2 separate regions of the Homo sapiens genome follow, and region 1 is linked to region 2. A link is a contact called in ENCODE Hi-C data. All regions are on one chromosome and are shown on one strand. The core of a region is the stretch at or near the end of the contact, and the rest is flanking DNA. Distances in the headings are between cores, read along the strand shown.

Region 1 (4,043 bases), core at 107-2,606, 310 kb after region 2:
GTCTGTTGATGGACACTTATGTTGATTTCATGTCTTTGCTACTGTGAATAAGTATTGCGATAAACAGGGGGGTGCAGTATCCCTTTGATATACTGATTTTTGTATAACAATAATATACAAAATTTTTATTTTGTTTCTCTGTCCCCAAACATACCAACAGTTTTGTAAAATAAATAAAATGTGAATTAGTATAAAAATAAACAGAACACGAAATAATAGCACAAATTTATGATTACTAGATTCCACTGTCATAAAATCACTCTGTCAAATTGCTGTTACTGTACTTCTTTCATTGTGGAGAGGGTTTGCAAACTGGCACCTGCCAAGGACCACACTTTGAGGAGCAAGTATTTGAGAACCTCAGTGAGACACCGACTGTATCTGTGTCTGGAAGAATAAGAATAAGTGGCATTCAGCCAGGAGACAAGGGGAAAAGAGCAGGCAAGGAAAGCATTGAAGGCAAAAGCAGAGCCACATGAAGCAAGCTGGTGTATTTGGGGACTGGCAGATGGCTGGCTGGGTAGGCTGGAGAGGTGTGAGAGAGAGGCTGGCAAGCAGGCAGTGTCTTGGAGGGCTTTTTCAGCTATGATGAAGAGCTGAGCAGTAAGAACTGTACCAAGCAGGCCCTAAATGTCAAAAGTACCTGCCAGGATCATTGCTCTCTTGTGAGTGTTATGAAAGCAGCCAGGGGCTGTTCTACCTGCAAAAACTGCTCTGTTTTGCCCATCTGATTGCCAACCTCAGCACACCTATTCCAAAAAAGAAAAAAGAGAGAGAAGAAAGAGAAAGAGAGAGAAAGGAAGGGAAGAGAAGAAAGTGGGAGGAGATGGGAGGGGAGGGCACACCAAATAAACAGAGCCCAGAGCTCCTCCTGAATAGCCTTTGACACATTATTTGGATGAACCCATGGGTGGGTTTTTGTTTCTTTTTATCAGGCAAATGGAAGTTTCACTCAGTTCCTCAAAAAGTGCCCAGGCAGGTAGAGAGCATCCATCTGCGATGGGTTCCCCTTCCTGGAAGCCACAGCACCATCCAGCCCCACAGTAGGTGGATGCAAATTCTTGGCTGAAATGAATGTGAGCTCAGCAAGATGATCACCGTGGTCCTGACCATCATCATTGTTGCAGTGGAAATTATCCAGGAAAAATCCAGAAAAAGAAATAGCATCCAGGGCCTAAGGGTGTGGAGTTGAAATATAACCTTTACTCTCACCCTGAAAAGAGCTTTGGAAGGGACTGTTCAGTTGAGGCAGCCACCAACTGAGCCACCAACTCAGTTGCAATGAGTCATTTTACAGGCTTTGCAGTAAATTGTCACAGCTGGGCTGTGAATGTGGTCATCCGGACTTTAGATAATCAACCAGTGAGCTTCTAGATCCTCTTGAAGCTCACATTCTGGAGGACAGAAAGGCAATAAAAAGCAAATATATAATAAATGAAACACTTCCTGATTGTGGTAAGTATCAGGAAGAAAATAAATGGGGTGATGAATCAGGGAATACTGGAGGAGTGACTCAGTCACTGTCCCAGCAGAAAAGAGAGGGCACGCTCAAATTGGGTAATTTATTAAAGAGACAATTTACCATGGTGTGGGCAAGACTGGATAAAGGAGAAAGTTATGAGGAAGCCCCTCCCCCCACCCCAAGGCTAAAAACAGTAGGGCACCATTGCTCTCTCTAGGCCTGAAAGGGGCACAGGGAGAAAGCAGTGCCCAGAAGATGTAACAAGAGGACATTGGAGGGCTGTTCGACAGGAGCCACAGCCATCAGCAGGGATGGAGTAGGAGTAACAAATGGGACCAAACATTAGAGATGTCATTCTTCCCCCGGGGTACCCACCAGATGCTGCACTTCCAGTGTGGATTTCTCTGCATACACAGCTTGACAAAGCCAGGTTAGGGAGACGAGATGGCCCAGCTCACAGTAGAAGTGGTTGAAGATTCCACTATCATCTCACATTAAACAGACACTCTTCAAGTGCAGTTGCTTTTGCAGACACCCCTGGGACTCAGATGAATGCAAAGGGGCCATTTGCATACCAGAACAGCTTAGCACAGATGAATTCTCTTCCATCTTCCTTGTCAGGCTGCAGGGAGGTATGCTCTAGACCTTGAGAAATGACCTTGGGCAAGCCATTTAATATTTTCAGGCCTCAGTTTCCTCATCTGTAAAAAGAGAGCATTAGGCTTAGTGATTTCTAGGTACAAAATTATGCTGTGTAGAGGAAGAAGCACTTTGAAGCAGGGGGAGGTGAGTTCAAATCCTCTATACCTCAGCTGGCTGGCCAACCCTGGGAGCACCACATCTCTGGGTCTTAGCTCCCCTACCTACCAATGTAAGTGATAACGTCTATCCAGACCAATCACAGCATTTAGACAATGCATGTTAAATCCCTTGTATTTTGTGCAACGAGTCAGAGCTCCACACATGTCTATCCATTTGCTGCAAGGCAATGTAACATAAAGGTCAAGAGAACAGGCTCTGAGTGAAGTACACAGCATGGGTTTGAAACCAACTGCCTCTACCACTTTCTAGTCAGGGACCTTGGGCAAGTCACTTAATACCTCTAAGCCCCCACTGTTTCATCTGTAAAACCAAGGAGAAATGCTGGCTGAATCCACAAGGTTGTTGCCAGAATCAAATTAAATAATACATATTGAGCACTTAGAACATCTTCCTTCAGTTACGATATTCTGCAGCTGTAATATAACATTACAAAGAGCTTTCCAGAATGTTCTCTGATTTTTTTAGTTCTTTTAATGCAACAAAGTTACCTGGGATTGGTTAAATATGGTGTTGCCAGAATTTTCACTATAATGGCATTGCACCCAGAAGCACCTAGCCTAACCTTGCTTTGCCCTGGGTGGCCAGCATCCAAGACGGCAGACTGTGAGAGCGGCTGAGGAAGAGCACCAGAAGGAAAGATCTGCGCAATCAAAGGCATACTGACCCCAACTCTCTGCATCCCAATATATTGCCCTAACTGCTTTTTTAGCCCCCTAGTGTGACTTGGTGTGAAGCACAAGCAATTCAAGTGATTAAGAAGGGAGTTACTAATTTAAATGAATAGCTTTGGCAAAATGAGCTCCTCGAAGAGCTCTGAGGGAGATAATGGGGCCTTGTGTTTGGAGGCTAGAGTCAGGATGGTTGTTTATGGCGCTCTAGGGCCAAGTATTGCTATAGCAACAAACGACTTAGCAACTGTATTGAACAGACTGTTTCTTTGAAAGAGTTTACATAATAGGGATTACTCGAGTTCTTTCTGGGAAGGATAACATTAGTACTTTTTTCTCCCCTTTTCTTAAACCTAAGAACATTTGGACGCAAAATCCTTTTTCAAAAGCTGTACAACAAAAGGGGGGAAATGACTGAAGGTTTTGAAATAAAATGTTAGCAGTTACATTCCTTGAGTGGAGAGATTACCAGTAATGTTTTTGTTTTTCTTTTTGAGTGCTTTTCTGAGACTTCCATGATGGTTTTGGTTTTGTAACTAGGATTAATTTCCATTAAAAGAAACAAATTGACCAGCCTGGGCAACATGGGAAGACCTCATCTCTATAAAAATTTTAAAACTAAAAAAATTAGCTGGGCTTGGTGGTGCGCACCTGTGGTCCCAGTTACTCGGGAGGCTGAGGTGGGAGGATCACTTGAACCCAGGAGGCTGAGACTTCAGTGGGCCATGATGACTCCACTGCACTCCAGTCTGGGTGTGAGTGAGACCCCATCGCAAAAATATATAATAATAATAATAATAATAATAATAATAAATTGACTATGATAAAATATAAGCCTGGAAATGTTAAGAGGGTGCTTGTGACCCAACAAGGATGGGGCCTGGCCTTGGTGGAGGAATGGCCCTTGGGGGACTTGCAATACTGTGGCGGGCTCCTGGCATTTGCTGGCTTTGTGCTGGCTTTGACTATGGGAAAGCACCCCAAAGGTTAATGAGTGGCCTGGCCAGTTGGCACCTGGCTGACGTGAGAATTTGAATCCTGCTGCCCTTGGGATGGGGGAAGGGAGGGAGCCCCACCACTGCCCACTCTCC
Region 2 (4,008 bases), core at 662-3,161:
GTATATAAGCACATGCGATTCTTGTGTTATTTGCAAATATAATTCTGATTACTCACATGCATATAGGCATACTCATACATGCTCTAAGAATATGCTTTCCCCTGCTCCATGTTTTAAAACTAATCCCCAAATCATGACATTTGGTCTTCTGAATATGGCCCCCAAGTTATGAGATGGGCAAGGATTGGAATGAATAGAGAAATGAACACAAATAGGTTCCCACCTGCTAGAGGAAAATAAATCCTTAAAGCATATGGGTCCTGGACGTTTTTGTCTATCTATAAATGCCAAGCAACATATTGCAATATGGAATCATGACCAATGTTGCAAAACTAAGGATACAGTGAACTATGTTTGTAGTTGTTCTTCATTTTACAGGTTTCAATGCATTTTTCTCTTTTCTTTTTTCTTTTTTTTTTTTTTTTTTTGAGACCGAGTCTCACTCTGTCGCCCAGGATAGAGTGCAGTGGTGTGATGTCAGCTCACTGCAACCTCTGCCTCCCAGGTTCAAGCAATTCTCCTGCCTCAGCCTCCTGAGTAACTGGGACTACAGGCCCCCACTACATTATTGCATTTCACCTTCAAAACAACCCTGAGGCATTAGCCCCATTTTGCAGATGAGAAAACAGGTTCAGAAAAATTAGGAATTATGTCCAAGGTCACAGAACTTGCCTCTGGCAGAGAGAGCCACTGTCTGGTGCTATTTCTGTCATAATTGTCAGCCCCTAGAGTGAATGTGAGCGAGGCTGAGCCAGGCTGCCTGCTTTCAGTAGCTGCTGCTGATGTGAGGAGAGTCTGTGGATGATTTCATCACCTTTGCTGTGCCTCCATTTCTAAAGCCTTCATTCTTTATCTATCAGGGCTCAGCTATGATGTGCTGTCCAGTATGGGAACCTTGTACCACATGAAGCTATCTAAATTTAAATTAATTAAAATTTTAGTTCCTGGGTCACATTAGCTGCATTTCAAGTGCTAATAGCCCAGTGTTGCTGGTGGCTACCATGTTCAACAGTATAGAACATTTCTTTCTATTCAGTAGCACTGGATCAGAGTGATTAAGGAAATGAAATCAGTGGGACATAGAATATTTCAGAAAGATGCTATCCAATTTGCAATGAATTTAAAAAAATCTAAGTTTTTTCTTTTTGAAGAAGAAAGTCTAAATATTTGGTTTTGGATTCACACTCCATCAGGTACCAGAGTGGGAATATTTCCCTGTGCTTATCTTTATGTCAGTCCTGCAAGGTGAGTATTATTATCTGCAAAATGTTTCTTTTGGATTAAGAAACAGGTTTAGTTACTTGACCAACATACATATCTTCTAAGTTGCAGAGCAAGAATTCAAACTCAAATCTGCCCTCTAAACCTATAATACATCTACTTTACTCTGCACTGTGAGTCCTCAACAAACAGAATTTTGGTTCTATCCCAAAGCCAGTGTCACTGTGAATAAAATACAATCCAAGATGATCACTTACAAGGATTATTATCATCCAGATTTGGAACTTCTAGAATGGTCTGAGTAGATAAACAGTGGGAAAATCACCTGAGACATACTTTATGGTGAATATCACTGAGTTGTTTACTTGGGGCTAATCCTCTCTTTTCTTCTCAGTCCCACAATTGACCCTTGTGCAGCTTGAGCCACAAAATGCCACTCAAATTCTGCACCAGCATTTTTTTTAATGACTCTGCAAGTCATCAGGGTGCCTTTCTCTCAGCCATTGGAACAAATTTGCCATGAGGACACTTAATGTTTACTCTGAATGGCACCAAAGCCAGGCTTATTTCCATGTCTGTGGCCTGGTGTTAGCTGAGCCATATGTTCCTGGCCCAGATGGCTCTCTCAGTTCTAGATGATTAGTACCGCAGATCCAGATCCCAAGTCTGTCCATTTGCAAAGAAGAGGACAGTCATCAGACAGGCCTTTCATGTTAGAAGTGGCCATCTGAGACAAACAGGACATTGTTCCAAGCCGGTTACCACCGCATGGAATATGTAAGGAAGATCTCTTTTGAGCCCTGTAATTAGGTAAGCAAGGTCACTACAAAGTCATTTAAAATTGCATCTCAAGACAGTTCGATGGCAGAGGATCTACCCCCTCAGTGCTGATTTATTGCTTACTCTCTTAACTTTTTAAAAAAAGATCAGCAGATTGATTGTGCCGCCTGTGGTTGGAGGCGTGCTTACCTTTTCTCAGGCCTGATTCATAAAACATGACTGACCTGTTTTCAGCATCCTTTCCCTGTGTGCCCAGGGAGCTCCTCCGAGGTTCACTGCACTAAGTGTTTGGCACTGAGTGAAAACGATATGTCATGTTCACAGCAGATGACCCAGCAGGGGCCACGGCAATGAAGTCCCCAAAATGACCTGTTACATCTCTAGCTACAAGACTCAGGGAAACAGAGAGGCAGTTTCTAATGGTCTCCTGGAGGAATTTGGACTGATGACTAAACTTTTTAGGTCACAGCTTTCTTGAGAAATGGCAGGTGCCCCTTCTGCTTCTGGTGAGGTCAGTCACTGGCTCCAGCCCCCAGTAGGCTCTCTCCAGCCCACCTAGTCGGTTTCTCCTGCAGGGGGTTGGTTAACCATTTGTCCTCAGAACACTATCCTCACAAGGCACAATTTCTGAGTCCTTCCTATATCTGGGGTATGAGCCACTTGGAAGTGAGAATAATAAGTGAAACCCTCAGGTGCCTCCAAGGCCCCAGGAAAAGCATTTCTACCTTTGCTGATGCTCGTTGGTCCACTAGCAGGCAGCTGTTGTTCTGGCCACTAAATCTCAGTGACATCAGTTCTTTTCTAGGTTTATTTCTTCATTAATGTTTTTATTTTATTTTATTATTTTTCACTGACAAAATGGCCCCTAGTCGGCCAGTTGATTTAACAGGTCAGGTATGTGCTGTGCTTTGAAACAGAGGATAAGAAAAAAAGGATGATCATTATTAGAGTTTCATGCCTTTCTCAGATCCTTATTACGCCTCTGCTGCATTCCACACACATACCAATCGTGTATGAATTTCTGTTTATTAGAGAACTCTCCTTCACTTCTCTTTTCATGCTATGGCGTTCACAGGACATCAGAGCCAGTGGAGCTTTTAGAACCTAGAGCTGTTCCCACTACACTGAGCTGTACATAAGATTGCCCTCCATGTCCAGACTGGGGATGTTTAATGTGGCCAGTGACATTTTTCCAAGTCTGTTTATTACCTGCTGGTGAGAGTTCCTGAGACAGTTTGAGATAAAACTTTAGGAGTAATTATACTTTATGAGGACATAATACCCTTCAGGCTTCATTTCACGTGGTGCTAAATCAATACTCATATTCAATTCTTTTCTGTCTGCCTTCAAGTTAAAGGCCACAATATTAAAGTTTCCTATAATTAGCCAAGAAGTTGGTGCTACAGAGATGGTAAAAATTGACTTCAAACCCTTTATCTGATTGTGCAAAACCAACACAAGACAGGTGGCATATTGGGTCACCAAGTTACATCAGCAAGTTCCACGGAAAGCCTAGATGCCAGGAAAGAAAATAAAGGGAGGGAAGTGTTTTCTACCAACTGCTGGGAAAAATAATGCCCCACTGTCATCTTCACTACCAGAGTCTCATGGGGCTATTAAATATCTTTCTGTTTTCATTTCCATGATGTTTCCTAGGTTGAAATTGTTCTCTCTAGAATGATTGCATAAGCCAAGATCCCTAACACTAGAGGGCATGGGCTAACTGCGTACCTATGCACATCAGGCTGTTGAACAACCAAAGCACCTTGCTCTTTGAGACAATGGCATCCACTGAGCCACTCTTGGTGATACAAGGGACCCTGGGTATAAAAAAAGGAAAGCGACTATTATTTTTTCTTCTCCTTCTTTCTTCTTTTGTTTTGTCTTTCAGTTATAGGCCAGGCTTTTATTTATTTATTATTTTATTTATTTATTTAGAAAATGGGGTCTCACTGTGTTGCCCAGGCTGATGTCAAACTCCTGAGCCCAAGCCGTTATTTATGTTTG

Evidence for each region. A loop is a pair of places that touch in the nucleus more often than their neighbours do. Pooled maps may share reads with other maps.
Region 1: a loop to region 2 is called in a map of mammary epithelial cell, with 4 times the contacts of the local background. The contact joins two enhancer-like sites. A Hi-C loop is called at or near these places in 3 of 168 maps with a recorded cell type or tissue (PC-3, endothelial cell of umbilical vein and mammary epithelial cell) and 1 of 50 pooled maps.

The regions. Positions count from the first base shown.
Region 1 is chr5:170,218,420-170,222,462 of GRCh38, forward strand. No RefSeq gene overlaps it. Among named protein-coding and RNA genes, the nearest start is that of C5orf58, 13 kb to the right of the region's middle. RefSeq lists an enhancer at 955-2,154. Within about 2 kb of position 1,357, at least 5 of the 41 ENCODE cell types and tissues checked have a DNase peak (open chromatin) inside an H3K27ac peak, as active enhancers do.
Region 2 is chr5:169,908,305-169,912,312 of GRCh38, forward strand. All of the region lies in intron 27 of DOCK2 (dedicator of cytokinesis 2), which reads left to right. The region is part of intron 1 of INSYN2B (inhibitory synaptic factor family member 2B); the gene reads right to left. Among named protein-coding and RNA genes, the nearest start is that of INSYN2B, 70 kb to the right of the region's middle. Within about 2 kb of position 1,912, at least 2 of the 41 ENCODE cell types and tissues checked have a DNase peak (open chromatin) inside an H3K27ac peak, as active enhancers do.